Regions from separate parts of the Homo sapiens genome. Here region 2 is linked to region 1. A link is a loop called in an ENCODE intact Hi-C map of the cell type or tissue named here. Cell type or tissue: gastrocnemius medialis. All regions are shown on one strand. Each heading gives the region's core, and the rest is flanking DNA. Links, peaks and the distances in the headings are about the cores only.

Evidence for each region. Peaks named below come from ENCODE experiments on the same cell type or tissue, not always from the same donor. Only the 100,000 strongest peaks of a DNase experiment are listed, where the experiment ranks them.
Region 2: it touches region 1 in a loop (2.5-fold over the local background); 3 of 110 quality-filtered maps call a loop at or near these places.

What each region holds. Positions count from the first base shown.
Region 1 is chr15:93,461,154-93,471,770 of GRCh38, forward strand. No RefSeq gene overlaps it. Among named protein-coding and RNA genes, the nearest start is that of RGMA, 380 kb to the left of the region's middle. In gastrocnemius medialis, for the core only: no CTCF peak of the experiment used is centred there; a DNase peak (open chromatin) is centred at 6,368; H3K27ac peaks cover 2,666 bases.
Region 2 is chr15:93,516,356-93,526,972 of GRCh38, forward strand. The region is part of intron 2 of LOC124900612 (a long non-coding RNA gene); the gene reads left to right. Among named protein-coding and RNA genes, the nearest start is that of LINC02207, 330 kb to the right of the region's middle. In gastrocnemius medialis, for the core only: a CTCF peak has its summit at 4,106; a DNase peak (open chromatin) is centred at 4,046; H3K4me3 peaks cover 417 bases; H3K27ac peaks cover 1,943 bases.

The sequences.
Region 1 (10,617 bases), core at 1,850-9,849:
GGTGCTGTGTTTCCCATTTTATGGATATTGAGTGTGCAAGAGATGACAGTTATTTCTTTTATCAACTTCCAGAAAGTGAACTCTGGTTGAGACCTGCAATGGTGAGAGAGATAAGATCACTCATCAAGGCAAATTGATTCGCAGATAAATGAGGCATTCAGTAGGTGGTGAATGCTAAGAAAGACCTATGTCTTCTGAAAACTGCATCGTTAATTGTATTATGTTATTGATCCATCTTGGGTAATGATAGTGTTAGGGAAAGCGAGTTGCAAAGTTGGTTGAGAACCATTGCTTTGTCTCTTCAAGGCACTTACATCTGAAAAGGCATGGGCAGGAGTGGGGGAACCCTGTGGTTGCCATTCTGTTGCCAAAGGGCCAATGCAGGGAGGTAGCTTGAGAGTTAATAATGGAGAGTGGTTGCAGTTTCCATAGGAGAGAAGCCAGGAGTCCAGGCTCACTGTTCAGGGGTGTGTGTGTGCTGGATACTAGGACGGTGAAAATAACTGAGATGGAGTTGGGAGAGAAGTGTATGTATTTCTCACGTGCCTGGATCTGAGAGGCTCAATATCTTGCTATACCCATGAGTGCAAGTCTGTTCTCTGATTTGAGGAAAGAGATGGGCCAAGGGAAGAATAGACCTGAGGGTCAAAGTAGGGTGCCTTCCCTGAGAAGTGGTGCCAGATATAGCAAATGAAAATACAGAACACTCAGTTAAATTTGAGCTTTGGATAACAAATAAGTCACTTATTTTTTAAGTATAAGTGCGTCCCAAATATTGCATGAGACATACTTACACTAAGGGAAAAAACCCCACAACCCTAAAGTTGTTCATATGAAATTTGAATTTGACTGGGCGTCCTGTATTTTATCTGGCAACCCTACTGAGGAGACTCAGAATGCTCCAGTGGCTTCTTGCTCAACTGCACGGACAGGGGCTGCTCCTTTGGGCCACTTCAAGCACATTATTTGGCGGTGGCCACAGGGCATTCTGTTGGGCATGCAGCTCCTGAGACTGAGCCTGCTAAAGTGCCTGGCTGCGGGGTGGAGTGCCTGCCAGGAGCTGCGTTCTTCCACAGCTTTCTTCCTGGGATCCTGCAGTCAGGGTGTCATTCCATCCCTCCTTCCCTCTTTCCCTGTAGCATGTGACCATCTCATCCTTGCTGTTTCTTGCTGTGTTGCTTCTGTCCCCCAACCCTGCCCTTGAAGCCTTGGTTCTCTTGGGAGCCAGGTAAATACTATGCCTCAGTCTATTCTTCTTTCCCTGCTCCTCAGACTTGATGTCATGGATTTGACTCAAGGTTTGTGTTTCACATTTACACTTTTCCTAAGCAGAGATGAGGAGCACCGCCATGGAGTAAGCAAAGGAACCTTGGGCGAGTAGCAAGCATGACATGAGACCTCCCCACAGTCCCTGGCGTGGTGGCCTCCATCCTGACTTCGAGCCTGAACTTCTGACATCCTCATCTGTTTCTACTCTCCATCCCTGCACACCAACACACCTCTGCACTCACAGTTTTTCCTGTGGTTGGCACTCCGGGGCTGTAAGGGCCCTACAGAGATAGCCAAACTTGCTAATATGCTAACTAGAGTTAGTCTGGCCAAGGAGAACATAACCCCTGTCTGATCATGGTGTGCTTCTTTGCCCGGGTAGAAACTTCTGCAGGCTCCCTGCTAGCAGCAGCCAGTGTCACTCTGGAAGGCCAGGGCCTGCTACCTTGGCAGATCCAGCTAACAACAGCAGAGGGCTCAGGCTCCTGGTGGCTGGTCCTTCTGGCTCAGGAAGTCACTTTCCCTCCCAGCTTTGGGTTCGTAGGCTCTGGACCCAGCCTCGACATCCTAGCCCTGCAGCCTACTAATGGGGGTGAAATCAGCCTCCCCACAGTCAACAAGACTTACGTCACAAACTCTAAATGTTAAAATCTCATCCAGTGGAAAATATCCTTAATATTTTATTTCTTTGAACAATTGCCATGACTAGGACTGGTTACATAACATGTGGGGGCCAGTGCAAAATGGAAATGCAGGGCCTCATTTTAAAAAAGTATTCAGAGCTGGCCGGGCGTGGTGGCTCACACCTGTAATCCCAGCACTTTCGGAGGCCGAGGCGGGCAGATCACAAGGTCAGGAGATTGAGACCATCCTGGCTAACACAGAGAAACCCCATCTCTACTAAAACTACAAAAAATTAGCCGGGCACGGTGGCAGGCACCTGTAGTCCCAGCTACTCGGGAGGCTGAGGCAGGAGAATGGTGTGAACCTGGGAGGTGGAGCTTGCAGTGAGCTGAGATCGCGCCACTGCACTCCAGGCTGGGCAACAGAGCGAGACTCCTCTGTCTCAAAAAAAAAAAAAAAAGGATTCAGAACTTCAAGATGGTGACGGTGGAGCATTAAACCAAGCATGGGGCCTTCCAAGTGCAGTGCCCTGTGTGACTGACCTTACACACCTGTGAAGCTGGCCCTGGTCATGACCTCTTTATCAGTTTTCAAAGTCATATGCCTTTCTGTGTTCCTGAACAAATGCTCTGGCTGTATTGTCAAATGTAATGGCCTCTCCAAGTTTGATTACTTGTAAGTCTCAGGTCTCTTCCTTGTGAACCAAAGCTTGGTCAATATTCATTCAAAAAATGAAATTCATTTCAAATGGAGACAGGTATGATGGATGTGTTAAGAACCTAGCTGTGAGAGTTGCTAGCTTCTCTCTGTCCGTCAGTCCTTCGCATTTCTTTCCATACGCAGACCTTTTGCATTAACAAGGAGAGTTATAGTTCAGCACTTCATGTCCGTCTTCTTTGTTTTCATAGCCCTGGCTGTTCACCTTGGTTAAGTGACACAATTATTCCCTTGTCATTCTTCTTGCATGTTAAATAGGGATAACTCAAAGGATTGTATCGCTGATAAAAAGAAATAGCCCCTGTAATGTTTGGATGCTCAATAATTGTTCACATGTTCCCTTCTGTCATCTCATCTGGACCTAGGTCTGTAATTGCAATGCATCAGGAGATTAGATTTTTTTTTTTTTTTTTTTTTTGAGATGGGGTCTTTCTCTGTTGCCTAGGCTGGAGTGCGGTGGTGCGATCTTGAACTTGGCTCACTGCAACCTCCGCCTCCTGGGTTCAAGAGATTCTCCTGCCTCAGCCTCCAGAGTAGCTGGGACTACAAGCGCCCGCCACCACACCTGGCTAATTTTTTGTAGTTTTAATAGAGACGGGGTTTCACCGTGTTAGCCAGGATGGTCTCAATCTCCTGACCTTGTGATCGACCCCCCTCGGCCTCCCAAAGTGCCGGGATTACAGGGGTGAGCCACCGTGCCTGGCTGACATTAGATCTTATAACTCGCCAGTAGCTGGGAATCAGAACAATGTTGAGCAATAAAGCAGTTTTGCTCATACACACACAAACTAGTCCATAACACTGGTGTGTTTTCATTCAGACTCTCTTTAAGGTGATACCACACACTTGCCTAATCCTGCTGTGAGAAAGCTGCCTTCTCCAGAACTGGTGAAGTTCATTCTGATATGAGAACCCCAGGACTAACCTTGGACGGAGTGAAGTGAGGCTTATGTAAAAGGAGATTTATTGTAAGAAATTGGCTCATGTAATTACGGAGGCTGAGAAGTCCCATTATCTGCCATCTGCAAGCAAGCTGGAGACCCAGACAAGCTGGTGGTATAATTAAGTCTCAGTCTGAAGGCCAGAGATGAGATGAGATGTCCCAGGTCAAGAAGTGAGGCAAGAAAAAAGGGACAAATTCCTCCTTCCTCCACCTTTTGTTCTATTCATGCCCTCAGCGGATTGCATGGTGCCTGCCCACATTGGGTGAGGGTGGATCTTTCTCACTCAGTCCACTGATTCAAATGCTAATGTCTTCCAGAAACACCCATGCAGACACACCCAGAAACAATGTTTAATCTGGGCACCCTGTGCCCAGTCAAATTGACACACAAAATTAATCATCCTAACATCCCAGAGCTCATCCTGCCATTGGTTCAAATGTGTATCTGAATCACCTAGAAATGGTTTTCACGGGGCAAGTGCCAAGACCCCAGTCCCAGAAGTGCTGGATCATAGTGTCCAAAATAAAGTCTGGCTTGAGAATTCGACAATATTTTCAGGAGATTCTGATTCATATTTTTAATTAAGTACCATTGGATTAATTCACCCTTTTTCTTCTACACAGAAGGGAATTAAGAACTGGAGTCACACCCTTCTAAGTTCAGAAAACAGTTTTAGTTGGAAAAAAAAATCAATCTTCAAAATGTGAAGATTAAAAAAAAAATCCCATCAAGGCACATGGAAATGGTCACAAGCTTTGGGCCCATTTAACCATTTTCCAGCAAAGTTGATAGCAGAATTAATTAAGGTCACACAGCTAGTAAGTGACAGAAACGGGACTAGAATCTGCGTTACTGGGCTCCTAAAGCAATTTTTCTCTCCTGTATATTCCCTTTCTTGTCTGCTGTTTTGCTTAGAACTAAGTCTAGTCAATGAGTTGAACTGATTAATTCCAGTGATATCAATACTGTCTTAGTGAGGAGCTCATGTGCTTATACTTCGAAAATAAATGTTTGGAAGTTTAAATTTATTTTCATTTTTCCTTATTGGGGATGGTCAAAACTCAACACCCAATGGGCTCAGGTCACCAGCTGTCTGGGGGTGGAAGACAGAGCCCTCCAACGCAGCTGGTGAGCTTCCATCACTCCTCTGTGTGTTGGATGTCTTTCTCAGTTATGCCCTAGTGGAAACTGCAGTCCAGCCTCCTGGTAATGCCATCACGATTATGGTTGATCCGCTCTGTGTAGCCGAAATAGGTGTGATTTCCTGAGTAAGAGGAGCATTAGCTGATTTCTTGAAAATACATGCTCCCTGATTTAGCCAGGTTCATGTGCTTTCACCTTTTTATGTGTTTAATTAAAAACTGAAAATGTCCTCTGCCCTGAAAGATGAATGAGGAGAAATGCCCTATTATTAGGACACACCACCTTTGGAGTGAAATGATTCACTCTGTGATTAAATGCAAATTGCTTCTTAAGAATAATTAGCCCAGGTGGCCTGTAAGCCCAGGGAGCTCACGGTTCATCAGGAGCAGTATTCATCCAATTACTTCTTTACTGAAGATTGGGTGCCCGATCGATCATACTTCTTGGCTTTGGAAGGGCTGGAGGCACACCCTCCTAAGTTCGAAGATCCATTTTAAATAGAAACAAAATAAACATTCATAATTTAAGGACTAAAAAAATTTAAATCCTATCAAGGCAAATGGAAATGAGCACAAGCCTCAGATCCCTGCAACAACTTTCCAGCAGTGACAAATTCATTCTACAAACAAGTCGGTAGAATCATTTTTCCTGAAAAAGGAACCTAGATAAGGGATCTGGTATTTGCAAACTCAGTTAATGTGGCTTGGTTGGGCCTGTTGTTACCTGCTCTGATTCCTTAGCCCATAGCTTACCCATTAAACTAACTGCTCAGATGCACCTATTGTTTAAGTTTCTCTTTAAATGCACAATGATAATAGCTAATTCTGCAAAGCCCTTGTATGTCAGATCCTACATGAGATGCTTTGCATATTTTATTTCTCACCAACACTGTAAGGGAAAGGTAAGATTAGCACCATTTTACACATGAGGAAACTGAGATAGAGAGACTTTAAGTAGCCAAGATTACAAAGCCAATACATGGCCTTCTTACAAATGCGTAGCATTTGTGAAAAAACTGCTGAGTAACAGAATGTGGATGCATCAGGATAAAATCTAAAATGACCGGGAAAACAGTTCAATGATTGCCTTGCTGTTGCTGAGTCAGTAGCATCTTTAAAAAGAAACAGTATATAAAGGCACATGCATTGGTGCCTGTGTTTTGAGCAACCATGTCTTAACAGGACAGCCATTCCCCTCCTCTACTTCATTTGTATCTCTGAACAAGAACAAAGTTCACATCCTTCAGATACATAGGGGTTGAGAAAGAGTTAAGTTACCGTTTGGGTAATAAAGGAATTAAAATCTCTTTCAAGCAGGTCATAATTAATTCTTTTAATTATAGATTACTTGAAAAGGGAGACAAAAGGAAGGAAAAGCTTTTATCATCTGATTAATAAACCTCTGTTAGCATTTTCATATGCCCTCATGTAATTTTTTTCTCTGCTACCTGCTTCAGTTACTATTGCAGTGTAAGAGATTTTTTTCAAATTTACTGGTTTAAAACAACAAACATGATTTCACCGTTTCTCTGGACTGAGAGCCCTGGAGCCGTTTAGTGGGGTAGTTCTGACTCAGGCTCTCTCATGATGCTGCAATCAAGCTGTTTGCCAGGGCTACAGTCATCTCCAGGCATGACTGCAGAAGGAGCCACTCCAAGATGGTCACATGGCTGCTGGCAGACCCCAGAAGACCTGCTTCCAGGCTTACTCACATGGCTGGTGGCAGGTGTCAGTTTCTCACCACGTGGGCCTCTCCATATGGTGCCTGAGTGTCCTCACAACATGGCAGGTGGCTTCCATCTTTGGCAGCTGGTTTCCTCCAGAGTGAGTGATGAGAGGGAGAAAAAGAGAAAGAGAGGAAGGGGGGTGAGGAGAGAGAGAGAGAGAGAGAGAGAGAGAGAGAGAGAGAGAGAGAGAGAGACTGAACCTACACATGGAAATTCCAGTCAATCTTAGAATTGACATTCCATCACTTCTCAATTCAATTCACTAGAAGCAAGTCACTAAGTCACTAAGAAATTAAGTTACATTTCTTAAAAAAAGCTATCAAAGAGTTTGTGGGCTGTCTCATGCGTCCGTGTGAAGAGACCACCAAACAGGCTTTGTATGAGCAACAAGGCTGTTTATTTCACCTGGGTGCAGGCGGGCTGAGTCCGAAAAAGGAGTCAGCAAAGGGTGATGGGATTATTATTAGTTCTTACAGGTTTTGGGATAGACGGTGGAGTTGGGAGCAATGTTTTGGGGGCAGGGGATGGATCTCACAAAGTACATTCTCAAGGGTGGGGAGAATTACAAAGAACCTTCTCAAGGGTGGGGGAGATCACAAAGTACATTGATCAGTTAGGGTGGGGCAGAAACAAATCACAATGGTGGAATGTCAGCAGTTGAGGCTATTTTCGTTTCTTTTGTGAATCTTCAGTTGCTTCAGGCCATCTGGATGTATACGTGCAGGTCACAGGGGATATGATGGCTTAGCTTGGGCTCAGAGGCCTGATATTCCTGTCTTCTTATATTAATAAGAAAAGCAAAACAAAATAATGAAGTGTTGGAGCGGTGATAAATTTTGGGGGTGATATGGAGAGATAATGGGTGATGTTTCTCAGGGCTGCTTTGAGCGGGATTAGGGGCAGCGTGGGAACCTAGAGTGGGAGAGATTAAACTGAAGAAAGATTTTGGGGTAAGGGGTGATACTGTGGGGTTGTTAGAAGGAGCATTTGTTGTATAGAATGATTGATGATGGCCTGGATGCAGTTTTGTGTGAATTGAGAAACGAAACGGAAGACACAAGGTCTGAATAAAAGAAGGAGAAAAATAGATATTAAAGGACTAAGAATTGGGAGTACCCAGGACATCCAATTAGAGAGTGTCCAGGGGGGTTCAGCGTAATTATTTGCTTGGTTGGCAAGTTTTTAGGCTCTATCTTTCAGTTTTTTTAAAAAAATGTTGTCATATACCAGGCCAGATTGATTTAGGGAAAAACAGCACTCTTCATTTAAAAATATACAGAGTCCTCAGAGGGCTGTTTCTGGGACTGCCCAGCACTGCTTGATCTGGAAGTAGGTATTCTCCCCAATTTTGTGGAGACATATGTATTCCTTTTCCGTTTCCCTTTGCTCACCTTTAGCATTTGCTAAGTTAAACATTGTACTCTTTTACTACATTGATTATTAAACTTTTCTTAAAAGTTTTCTTAAAAGAAAAGTTTAAAATCAATGTAGTAAAAGTACAATGTTTAACTTAGCAAATATATATATATTTGCTATATAAATATATATATATTTGATATATATATATATACACACACACACACACAGAGTCCCCCCACTTTTTTTTTAGCAGTGAGTAAGTCGAGGCCTCAGCGATTTTGGAGGAAAGTAAAGTGCGTGGGCGTGTCTTTAAAACCATCACATAGTATCTTTAAAAGGGTTGGGATTATAGGATATATTTGGTTATTTAAAAGTCTTTTTGCTTTTGACATAATGGAAAAAATTAGTAGCTGCATAATATACCATAAAGTGGATTTTTCATAATTTTCATACCTACATACCTACCTAGGTTGTTTTCTAATGTCTGTTAGCACAAGTGATGCTGTATAGATGTTTTTGCTGTAGTTCTTTATATTTCATTGGGATACATTTCTACAAGTGTGAAAACAGAGTCAAGTATATGGATATCTTCTAAAACTTTTTTATACCTATGGCTATATTCCTTTTTTAAAGGGGTGGGCCAGTTTACTGTCATACCTATCAGATAACAGATTCACTGAAGTAGCTAAAAATCATGTTTCAAGTCTCAATGATGGTGCAGCAGTGATATAAACAGTATGCGATGACTGCTTTCCACCAAAACGGTGCCAGCTGCTTCTTCAATGTCCCAGGTATCATGGGACCTGGTTGACACAGAGCCCTTTCTCCATAGGCTTGGCTAAAGAAAATCACAACAATAGTATAAATAATATTGTGTTACATAGCATGTATAGATTGAAAATTTATTCTGTATTTCAGTGGAACATTTTTAGAACACTATTGCTGAGGTAGTCAAACTGTTCTAGGAGTTATTAAGAAATTATTTTAGGCAGGTAGAGAGGAAAAGGGATCCTCGGAAAGTTTTCCTCTGTTTTAAAGCAGCTCCAGAAACGTTTCTTGTCTAGTGGGAAAACCTAGCTCTTAGAACTGGGCAGGCAACCTTTGATATGCAAACGCAAGCCATTAGAAACTGCGTCCACCCAAACATGACGATTCCTACCGTTGTCTTCTTGCCCTTGCCCCAATATGTGCCTGGCCACATGGCCGCCTCCACATATCCCCACGTGTGTAGAATATTATGGAGCCCTGCATTTGCATATTAAAAGACTGGGGTGGGAGGGCCAGTTTTTTTTTCACGGGCTACGCGAATGACCTGCCTGGTCAAACCAATCCGGTGAGCCCTATGCAAATCAGGCACCACCTCCTCCAGCCTCCTCATAAAATTGGCTGGTATCCACGGCACATGGGATCTACTCTTTCGGTTTTGGACCCCCCCTCCCTCTGCCTCTGTACAGGGGAGCTTCTTTCTTTCTTCTCCCTTCTTTCTTGCCTGTTAAACTCTCCGCTCCTTAAATTCACTTCACGTGTGTGTCATCCTATCTAATTTGGCATGAGACAAGAGCCCTGGTGCTCCTCCACTCATAGGGGCCGTATCAAAACTACAACTATTATCTTTTCAAATATTTCCTTCCCAAACAAGTACCATATGTTTAATGTGTGATATTATTATGGTAGTAATATTATGAAAGTGATTTGTAGTATTGCTTAGTTCTTAAAAATAATTGTATTATAATTAAACTATCATTACGGCTTAATTTCTCTTCGTTAATGTAACAATTTTATTAAAATGTAATTCACATACTATACAATTCATCAAAGTGTACAATTCCATAGTTTTAATATATTCATAGAATTGTGAGCACACATTTTAGAGCATTTTCAGCACCCTAAAAAGAAGCCCTGTACCCATTTGCAATGTGACTTCATTTATTCTAAAAAGAAATAATCACAAACACCTCCTTTTCATGGATGCCTAGGACTTTTTCTATCTATCTATATCTATATCTATATCTATATCTATATCTATATCTATTTTTTGAGACAGAATCTTGCTCTTGTCGCCCAGGCTGGAGTGCAATAGCGCGATCTCGGCTCACTGCAACCCCTGCCTCCCGGGTTCAGGCGATGCTCCTGCCTCAGCCTTTTGAGTAGCTGGGATTACAGGCATGTGCCACCATGCCTGGCTAATTTTTTTTTTTTTTTTGTATTTTTAGTAGAGACGGGTTTCACCATGTTGGCCAGGCTGATGTCGAACTCCTGATCTCAGGTGATCCTCCCGCCGAGGCCTCCCAAAGTGCTGGGATTACAGGCGTGAGCCACCGCGCCTGGCCCTATATCTTTTTTTGTGATCTGATTTCAGATGTGGAGAAAGAGAGTGCTTTGCCCAATACTCTCAAAAATTCGTCATTGGACACAGGAATGAAAGCCAGCCCTCTGTGGCCTTAAACAGAGCTATGGAATATTAGACCTCATTTAGAGGACAGTTTATTTCCCTCAGACTGGGGAGCTGAGAGATTTTTTAAAAAGCTCTGTAAAGGTAAATATTTCAAATATACGGAGCATATTCTGATGCTCTTGATCAGAAGCATCTTGATGAAATCTTTATAGGAGGTTAGGCTGAAAAAAAGAGCTGTGAGTAATCAGCAATGTGCCAGGCATCTCTTTACTGACCATAAGTTCAACATATTTTTCATATTGTCTTCCTTTTAAAAAGACAATTCTGGTGACTTCGCTTTTTTGTTTTTTTTTTTTTTTTTTTGACACGGAGTCTCTCTCTGTCGCCCGACTGGAGTGCAGTGGCCTGATCTCGGCTCACTGGAAGCTCCGCCTCCGGGT
Region 2 (10,617 bases), core at 1,070-9,069, 54 kb after region 1:
TATGAGTTTCTTGTGTTGCAGAGAATTAAGATTTGAATAGTCATATCTTTTACAAGTTATAAATATATGGCTATTAGTAGATCCTTTATGGAAAATTTGCACATATGCATGGCTGTATCTTCCCTTTTCATTTCCAGAAAGCATAAACTAGCTCGCTTATGTTCAAGTCTGAGTCTATTAGTAGCAGGGATATATGAGCATAGAGTGGTTTTTTTCCCCCCAAGATAATCTTTTCTTTCTCTCCCCTGCTCCTGCTGTCCCCGCTGTATTACAAAGGTACAAACATATTTATGAGGAAAATTTGTCTTTCCTCAAAGGTTTGAAGGTCAGAGTCCCTGAAATGAATAAATAATGACTAAATAGTTATTTCACATTTGGCTGATAAACAGAACGATATTCCTTCAGAAGAAAGGAAGAAAAATTATTATACAGGCATTTGAGAAAGACATATATGGTTCAACAGAGAGCTTGTACCTGAAAAATATCTGGAATCAGATATTCTCTTGGCCTTACTCTTTCCTTGTCTTCTCCCTACCCTCAACCCCTTGGCTGGTTTCTCTTTTGATTTAGTACCCATGTGAAAAGCCCCTTCCTTCTTTATGTTCCTTTTAATCCACACAGAATACCAAAAGTAGTTGTCAGAACAGAGATTGTCTGGTAGCAAAAACCACGGTTTATATGCAAATAGCTGCCATAAGAACGCCTTCTGTACATGAAAACCGTACAGAAGCCAATATTCATGGCTTCTGGAAATTGCCTTTATTTTTTCTTGAACTGGATGGAGTCTTGCTCTTCTACAAAAAGCCAACGTCAAAAACGTTCCTATCCTACAATCATAAGGGAGTGAGTTTGAGAATGTTGTACACACACACACACACACACACGGCTTATTTTCAGTTATGCTTTATGTGTTCAGAAACATAGTATTTAATAATGGACAGGATTTGGAATAATGTAGATGTCTTGGGGACCACTTCCAAAGGTTTTCAGCACAGAGATGTTGGAAAGCCTTCACTAAAAAATGCAATCTCCATAAAGGCAGAGATTTTTGTCTGTTTTGGTGACAGCGGTGTTTTCTGTGCCGAGAGAGGTGCTTGACACATAGCAGGCACTCAATAAATATTTGTTAAATGAAAAGGGCAGGTTAAGGCATGGGTCCAGAGAGAAAATCCTAAGACATTTATTTTCAAGTATCTTGGCAATGAGTTGCAACTGGTTCCCTTTAATGCAAAACTCTTGCTTTTAGGAAGCGACTTTTTGAACAAGTAAACAGATTTCTACTAAAACTTAGGAAACTTTTCACCAAATCTACGTCCTATTTCAAGTTTTAAAACTCAAGTGTTTTATTTGTTTATTTTTAGAGTAATTGTAAGAAAAAAGGAAGACAATACTGTTAAAATACCAATCTTCCTGAAATTTATTTATAGGTTCTACACATCCCAGTAAAACCTTTTGTAGAAATTTACAAGCTGATTCTAACATTTATATAAAAGTCAAAGGACCTATAATAGCTAGAACAATTTTTTTAAAAAGAACGATGTTGAAGGATTTACACTGCCTTATGTCAAGACTTATTATAAAGCTATAGAAATGAAGACAGTATAGTATTTGCATAAGGATAGACAGATTTACAGAACAGAATAGAAAGCCCAGAAATAGACCCAAACTTATATGGTCAAGTATGTTTGACAAAGGTGTTATGCCAAAGTGACTTATTGAGGAAAGGAAATTTTTTTCAATCAGTGATGCAGGAATAACTGGATATCCCCATGAAAAGGAAAAGACGTCTGATCTCTACTTCACAATATATACAAAAATAAATTTGAGGTGGACCATAGACATAAATCTATAAGCTAAATCTATAAATTTTCTAAAAGAAAACAAAAAATAATTATCATTGAAGGCTTGGAGTACATAAAAATTCTTAGAACACAGAAAGCACAACCATAAAAGAAAAAAAAAGTTGAATTTCATTAAAACTAAAAACTTTACTCTGTAAAAGACATGATTAAGAGAATGGCAAGACAAGCCACAGAATGGGAGAACATATTTGCAGATCACATATTTTGACCAAAAAACTTCTATCCAGAACATATGAAGAATTTTTTTTTTTTTTTTTGAGATGGAGTCTCGCTGTGTCACCCAGGCTGGAGTGCAGTGCGCGATCTCGGCTCACTGCAAGCTCTGCCTCCTGGGTTCACACCATTCTCCTGCCTCAGCCTCCCGAGTAGCTGGGACTACAGGTGCCCTCCACCATGCCTGGCTAATTTTTTGTATTTTTAGTAGAGATGGGGTTTCACCATGTTGGCCAGAATGGTCTCGATCTCCTGACCTCTTGATCTGCCTGCCTTGGCCTCCCAAAGTGCTGGGATTACAGATGTGAGCCACCGTGCCCGGCCCCACTGGGAATTTTAAATGGTGAACAGTACACCTTGAAATTCTGTTTGGTGATTTCTTATCAGGTTTAATCTACATATATCCATACTATGATCTAGATATTTTCCCAAGAGAAATAAAAACTTATGTCCACAAAGAAACCTGTACAAAAATGTTAATAGCAGCACGTTCATAATAGCCCCAAACTGAAAACAACCAAAATACCCATTGACAGGAGAATGGATAAACAAATTGTGAGATACTCATTTAATGAATACTGCTTAGAAAGAAAAAGGAATAAACTACTGATATATAAAATGATATAGGTGAGTCTCAAAAACAATATGCTAACTGATGATATATAAAATGATATAGGTGAGTCTCAGAAACAATATGCTAACTGATATATAAAATGATATAGGTGAGTCTCAGAAACAACATGCTAACTGAAAGAAGTCGGTCAAAAAAGAACACATGGTTTGATTTTATTTTTGTGAAACTCTAGAACAGAAAAACCACACTGTGAAGAAAGAAAGAAGAACAGTATTTACTTAAAGATAGTGAATACTGCTGGAAGGTGCAGGAAGGCACTTTCTAGAGTGGTAGAAATGCCTTCTAGCTTGCATGGGTTACACAGGTGTATGCATTTGTTAAAACCACGTTAAACTGTATCCTTTAGAACTCTACATTTCACTGTATGTAAATTATACCTCAAATCCAATATAAAACATCATTTTAAAAATACCCACACTTTTTGTCCTAGAAGGTGGATTCTCTTTTCACGTGCAAGAAGATGATGAATATATGAATCATCATAATTTATTACAAAATAATTTGTGGGAGCCATAACATTATAATTATCAAAAGATATTAAATGGGAGATAAAGGTATAATGAAAAATAACTTGTCATCCGATCAGCCTTAAGACCATGTTGACAGTTTTACGGTTTAATCCTAAATTGAGTATGAAAGTCAAGTTTCTAAAGATAAGATATGGAAGAAAAATCTAGTGTTCCAGTAGCTAAATGACTCTTTGTGGAAATGCACATACTTTCTGTGGTTTGTGCATAGCCTCCTAACGTGCTGATATTTTCTTTCACAGAGCAAGGGAGTACTAGTGAGGCCTGAGAAAGACTACAGCCAATGGTAGAATGTCTTTCTTTACCAAAATCATACTATAAAATTTATTTTTACAATAAGAATGTGAGAAGTAAAGTCCTTCAGCAAAAGCCAATGTCTATTAGCTGTAAGATGGCAGCTAAAATGGTGTGGCTTTTTCTTCCTTCCCTATTTAGTATGCTTTCTTGTGCATTGAAATCACTCATACTTTTTTAGTAAGTGCTGTTTATATTCAGTGCTGTGATATTGGCTACTTCTGGGAGGAATATGAAATCCTCTATTTAATAAATGTGCTAAGTTAGAACTTTGAGTCAGGTTGGATTCCCCAAGAGCAGACCTTAGAGTTAAGGCTTCATATGCCTGTGCTTATTCAGGAAGTGCTCACAGGAAAACCCAGATACCTGCAAGACAGTGGGGCAGGGGGAGGCAGGCAGGACAAGGGAGCCCAGCAAGGGTGTGGTCTCAGCCAATGTCCAGAGAGAGAGGAACTTCAGCCTGTCCCTTCCGGGAAACTCTGCAGTGTCAGTTACACAGAGTCATTCCAGGCCACCAGCCTGGCAGCAGGTGTCTTGCATACCCCTGCTCCTGTCTGTCACTCCAGGGTACTCCACCCACTTGAGCAGAGCAGCTCCAGTCGCCTAGGGAGCAGCCCTCTGAGAATGAGTAGAAGACGCTGCTTATTGGAAGCAAAAACATGTTGGAGTCAGGGGGTGTTTAAAAAATGGTAAAGATATGAAGCACCAACTTTATACGTAAGAAGCACTTTACAAGCTCTAGAACATTACCAAATGTTTTGCTACCCTTTTGTCTACCCGTATTTTGATTCATGATATATTTGGATTTGTTTCATCTTGTATGTTTTGCATTCTATTTTCTATTTCCCCTACCTTTATAGTTTCCATTAAACTGGTTGAGTTTTCCTCATTCTTTCTTCCTCTTTCTACTAGTTCTAGAGTTGTGACTTCTGTTCTGTTCTTTCAGTAGTTGCCCCTTGATTCTTTTTAAAATTTTTATTTTTCCAGTTAAGAATCACGTTTCCCAAATTTTACTGATTCAAACAAGGTTATTGCTTGCTCAGGGTTGCCCTTTGATTTTTAACACGCACACCTGACTGACAGGATACCAAGGTATCAATGCCTCAACTGCTCTATTGAGAACATTAGGCTGTTGTACTCTGATCACCCCTTTATAGCTTCTAAGTCACTTTTGTCCAACAATCTGTGGTTCTGCATTTTTTATCCAACAACTAGTAGTTTTATAATTTGCTTTTTTTTACATTCTTTGCTTATTTAGATTTACCAACATGTTTACACGTGTCTTTACTCACCACTGCTCCTTGCAACTGGCTCCGTCTTTCTGGGTTCAATTTTCATGTTACTGAAGTACAACCTTTGGTAGCCTGTCTTTCACTTCTTTGAACAAATATTGATTGTAGTGGGGAAGAAGACAGAAAAAGTTCCGCTTTCATGGGACTTTCAATGAGAAGAGTTTGTGGGAGGTAAACTCTGTCCACAGTGTCTTCATTGCATCCTCATGCTTGAACGGTAGTTCATGGTATCCCATCTGGATTGACCATATCTTCCCTCACCATGTGGAAGATACAGTCATGCACCAAATAACAATGTTTTGGTCAGTGATGGATTGTGTAGACAGCAATGGTCCCTTCAGATTATATTTTTACTATATTTTTTCCATGTTTAGGTATGTTTAGATACACAAATATTTCCCATTGTGTTACAATTGCCTACAGTACAGTAACATGCTATAGAGGTTTGTTGCCTGGGAGTAATAGGCTATACCATGTAACCTAGGTATGTAGTAGGCTATACCATCTAGGTTTGTGTAAGTGCATGCTATGATGTTTGCACAGTGATAAAATTGCCTACAGACACATTTCTTAGAATATATCTCCATCCTTAAGTGCCACATGATACATGACTGTATTATGTCTCTAGATGGGTCCTGTGGTGGAATCAGGTGGGCTGTTTTTTTTTGAGACAGAGTTTTGCTCCTGTTGCCCAGGCTGGAGTGCAATGGCATGATCTCAGCTCACCGCAACCTCCACCTCCTGGGTACAAGAGATTCTCCTGCCTCAGCCTCCCAAGTAGCTGGGATTACAGCCATGCACCACCATGTCTGGCTAATTTTTGTATTTTTAGTAGAAACGGGGTTTCTTCATGTTGGTCAGGCTGGTCTCTAACTCCTGACCTCACGTGATCCACCGCTTTGGCCTATCAAAGTGCTGGGATTACAGGCATGAGCCACCACGCCCAGCCCCTTTCTGTCTACTCTGATCTCCTGGAGCTCCTATTAGACAAATGCCTGTTTTTGCTTGTATAAATGCCAATACATCTTATAGCCCAGGGACAAAGTCAGCCCATGCCTTCAAAGAAACATGAGTTCTCAAACAAAAACCTTATTCGAGCTGCACAATAAAATAGTGAGCGGGAGCTGCAGACATTCTAGCTCAGCCCACCTGATGCCTTTGATTCTCTCATGTAGTTTCCCTCTGGCTCTCACAGTCTGCTCCCTTCCAGGAGTAGCTGAATTTTTGACAAGCCCAGTCTTCTATTTCTGGTTTTGGACAGGTTTATATTTCGAACTTGGGACATTTAAGTTTGTTGGTTTTATTCCCTGTAGCTAGTCCTGCTCCTGCATGAGGTGCAGTAGCTCCGCTGAAGCGTTCCACCTCCTGGGACTCTCAGAGCTGCCATAGGCTCTGCTGCTGGGGTGAGGGAGACCTCTCTGGCTCTCTGTCGTGCACATGGAGCCACCAAGGCCAAATGACTCTGGCTATTTTTTAAAGACTACAATGGTAGGTACCTGTCATTATACATTTGCCCAAACTCATAGAACGTACAACATCAAGAGTGAGCCCTAATGTGAATGATGGGGTCTGGGTGATAATGATGTGTCAAACCAGGTTCATCACACATAACAAATGTACCACTTTGGTGGCAAATGTTCACAATGGGGAGTCTGTGCATGTGTGGGTGGGGGCCGGGGGTATATGAGAACTATCTGAACCTTCTGCTTAACTTTTCTGTGAACCTGAAACTACTCTAAAAAATAAAGTCTATTAAAAGAAAGATTATACACACACATTGCACATACACACAGACAAACACAATTTTTTTTTGAAAGGGAACTAGGAATACACAGTTTTCCTTAGGTTTTAAGAATCACTCATGCTTTTGCTGTGTGTGTATATATGTTTGTGTGTTTGTGTAATGTGTATACATATGCAATGTGTGTGTATAAAGTATATGTAAGTACTGTATATAATTGCACACACATTTCTCTCTATATATCTCTAATATATATATGTGTGTGTGTATATATATATGTGTGTGTGTGTGTGTGTGTGTATATATATATATATATATATTTTACTTCTGTGGTCAAATTCCAAGAAAAGCTCTTCATTGGGTGATTAGGTGACCATATGTTTCAAATGGAAATAAGAAACTGGTAATCAATTAAGTGCAAACTACCATTCCAAAGCCAGAGAAATAAGGGGAAAATGGCAAATAATGATAAAGGCATCTTTCCCCTAGTTAGTTTTTCTGGAAGGTCATCAGATTAAAACAAACAAAAGCAAAGCAGGCAGAGAGTCCCCTCTTCTCCCCCCATCCCATTGGGCATGCTGTGTAGATTAGGAAGAGCTGCTAGAAATCATCTCGGAGAACATTCCAAATACTTGAGACTTGTCAGGGCTCTCTTCCAGAAGGGGAGCAAAAGCCCTCATAATAAGCTGCTGACTGGACCTTTATGGCTGGGAAACACTGTAACCCTGTAATTTGGCTCGTGAAGGCCACATTCTTCTTTGGAGTACAAGCCACTGGTCAATTATTGCGGTTGGTGAGCTTTCCTTTTGGGCATGAGTCAGGGCCAATTTTACATGAAAGAAGGGTTTTCCTTCTGGCACCGACTCACTATAATTACGGAATCGTATCGTGGCATTGCTGGAAATGGTATTCTCCAGGAGCTCCCAGGGGTGCTGTGGGGTTACCCATGGGGCACCATGTGCTGGAAACATTTTCCACAGCTGCGCCCAGCATCTCCTGATCGTGGCGTTCTTTGAACTTTTCTCGTCTTATAAGATTTAGGATTCTAGGGTCATAAATCACCTTTTACTAAACGCTTGGCTGTGATTATTTACTCATCCTTGGAATCAAAGACTACTCTGGACTAAGTTATCTTTGTCTCTTCTTCCCTCTTACAAAAAGCCTCCCTTCCCCTCCATCTCCCCTTCTCTACTTTCTTCCCTCCCTTCTCCCTTCCTTTTTCCTGTAATTATTGGTAACCTGTTATATGAAGACGCTCTACAAAGCTACATGACACTCATGCTGTACATTTAGGGCAGTTTTTACACCTGCTTTCATGGGAGTTTCATGACTACCTGGGGAAAAAGGGAAGAATATCATCTCCAGAGGGGCAGTGTTACTCTCAGAGAGAAGATGGGTTTGGGAGGCGTGTGGAGGCTCCACACGTACTATATATATATGACCTGGACAAATGAGTCCACCTGCTTAAGCCTCAGTTGCCACATTTATAAATTAGCAATAATAACATTACTCTCATAGGGTTCCTTGAAAAATTGGAAGAGATACTTCAAATAAAGTGTCTTGCGTATTGCTTAACACATACAAGGACGTAGTGCATTTTTATGTTTGTTTTATTATTAGTCTGCATTGGGATTTAATGAAACTGAGCCTCAGAGAGGGGAAGTGACTTGCCAAAGGACACAAAGGTAACAAGAAGCAGAGCCAGCACTGACGCTGTGGACTTTGGACTCCGGCCACCATCCACCTGCTCTTGATGTAGGATCGAGATGCTGCCCTCTCACACAAGGGGGGAGTGGGTGGGACAGACACTGCTGTTCCCTGTACATCCTTTCTTCAAAATCCCTCCATGAAGTTAGCCTCTTCCTTGTATGTGACGAGTTGAAAGGGAATCCATGGCTGGGTGTAGTGGCTCACGCCTGTAATCCTACCACTTTGGGAGGCCGAGGCGGGCGGATCACGAGGTCAGGAGATCAAGACCATTCTGGCTAACACGGTGAAATCCCATCTCTACTAAAAAATACAAAAAAAATATTAGCCAGGCGTAGTGGCGGGCATCTGTAGTCCCAGCTACTTGGGAGGCCGAGGCAAGAGAATTGCTTGAACCCGGGAGGTGGAGCTTGCAGTGAGCCGAGATTCCACCACTGCACTCCAGCCTGGGAGACAGAGCGACTCCGTCTCTACAGAAAAAAGAAAAAGGTAATCCGTTCCTCTGTTTTGTGTCTGGGTTTTGGTGACTTACTGTACACGAAACCCTTTTCAGTCTTTGGGTAAAATGCTGCTGAGTGTAGTGATTCTGGAATGATGAGAGAACCCACGGCAGGTACTGTGGCAGATAGGAGCTGACACCTGCAACTCGGAATTGCCATGCTCAAGGAGGTGCGCCAGGACACCAATCTGTTTGAACAAGTGGATAATGAAACGATGCTGATTTATTTATATGCCTTACTGCTGCCTCTTCCTCAGTTGTTTGAGGTGTATCAAAGATTTTTACTCAAGATTTTACCTAAATACCAACAAAGTACATGGCAACTGACTATACATCTTTTCTCTCCTGAACAGAAGTCAGATAAACATTAATAACAAAAGTGATTTATTGCAGGCTTTCTGCTTGGATGATAACAAATAGAAAGTAACTTAAAAGCAGAGCTAGAAACTTTATATTGCATGGTTTGAAATTGCTGCTTTGAAATACTGTATTTGGAGAGGCATCTGGTAGTCCCCAGCAGTAATGCTACCCACTGTGTGCCAGCACCATTTCTACCTGTGGTGTGTCTACTTTAGATGTTGTGGGAGGTAAGAAAGTGTCTTCTGTATTTGAAAATGCTAGAATTACCCACTGCTTGAACTAAGTTTGATCTGTTTGCAATCAAAAAGAAAAATCTCCAGGCACATTATTTTAGCACAAAAAACGTTGACAAACTGCTTTGGAGATTGTCTCTTTTGTACCTGGCTGTAATTTGAAAGCTCTCCCGATTATAGTCCCTGAGTTAGGTCATCAGAGTTTTATCTTATTCTACCTATCCCTCCTCTCCCCTACCCCCTGACACACTCTCTGGCAACTTCCTTTGACTTCAAGAGGTAATGGTCCTCAACCTTTCTGTAAAAGCAATATTGAGAGCAGGAACACCATGCTGTTTCAAAAGGCATTTTTTTCATGATGACTTAGAAAGGTGTAGAAAAAAAAATAACCTGGTGGTACATTTGAGATTTGGAATGAATCCCTTCTATTTTTGTTTACTCTGGAAGAGACACTTAGGGTTTCTGTTTAGTGAAAAGATAAAGAACTGAAAGTCATGTAAAGCCTAATGGATCCTCACAATCATACTGGCCGTGGGTATTAAGTTGTTCAATTGGGACATTTTGAGCCACATTAAAGTTTGTTCTTGTACCAAATAATATAAGTAGAGAAACTGAGGATGTTTCCTGGAATTCTTAGTCACTAGATCATATAAAAACTACCAAAATGCAGTTACAGGAAGGCATATTTACCTGTTCAATCATTCCCTACACATTTCCTTGAGTAATTTGAAAAATAAGGTCAATTAAATTGGACTATAAAAATCAGAGTCAAGAAAGCAGAAAAAAGTCATACGTTAGTGTGAATATGGTCATTATCACATAGAAAATTTTCTTTAAGCTTCTTGATAGCTGAGTGTGGTAGGGCATTGCCCCTTTTTATAGATGAGGAAAATGATTCACAGAAGAGGAAATAAAATTCCAGTATTTATTACTTTCTAAGTGGCAGGGTATTTTCTTTTCTTTCTTTTTTCTTTTTTCTTTTTTTTTGAGCTGGAGTCTTGCTCTGTCTCCCAGGCTGGAGTGCAGTGGCACGAACTCAGCTCACTGAAACCTCCACCTCCCGGGTTTGAGCAATTCTCTTACCTCAGCCTCCCGAGTAGCTGGGATTACCGATGCGTGCCACTACACCCAGCTAATTTTTGTATTTTTAGTAGAGATGGGGTTTCACCATGTTGGCCAGGCTTATCTCGAACTCGTGACCTCAGGTGATTAGTAAGTGGCAGCATATTGAAGCAAATCTACAAGTGATTTCAGA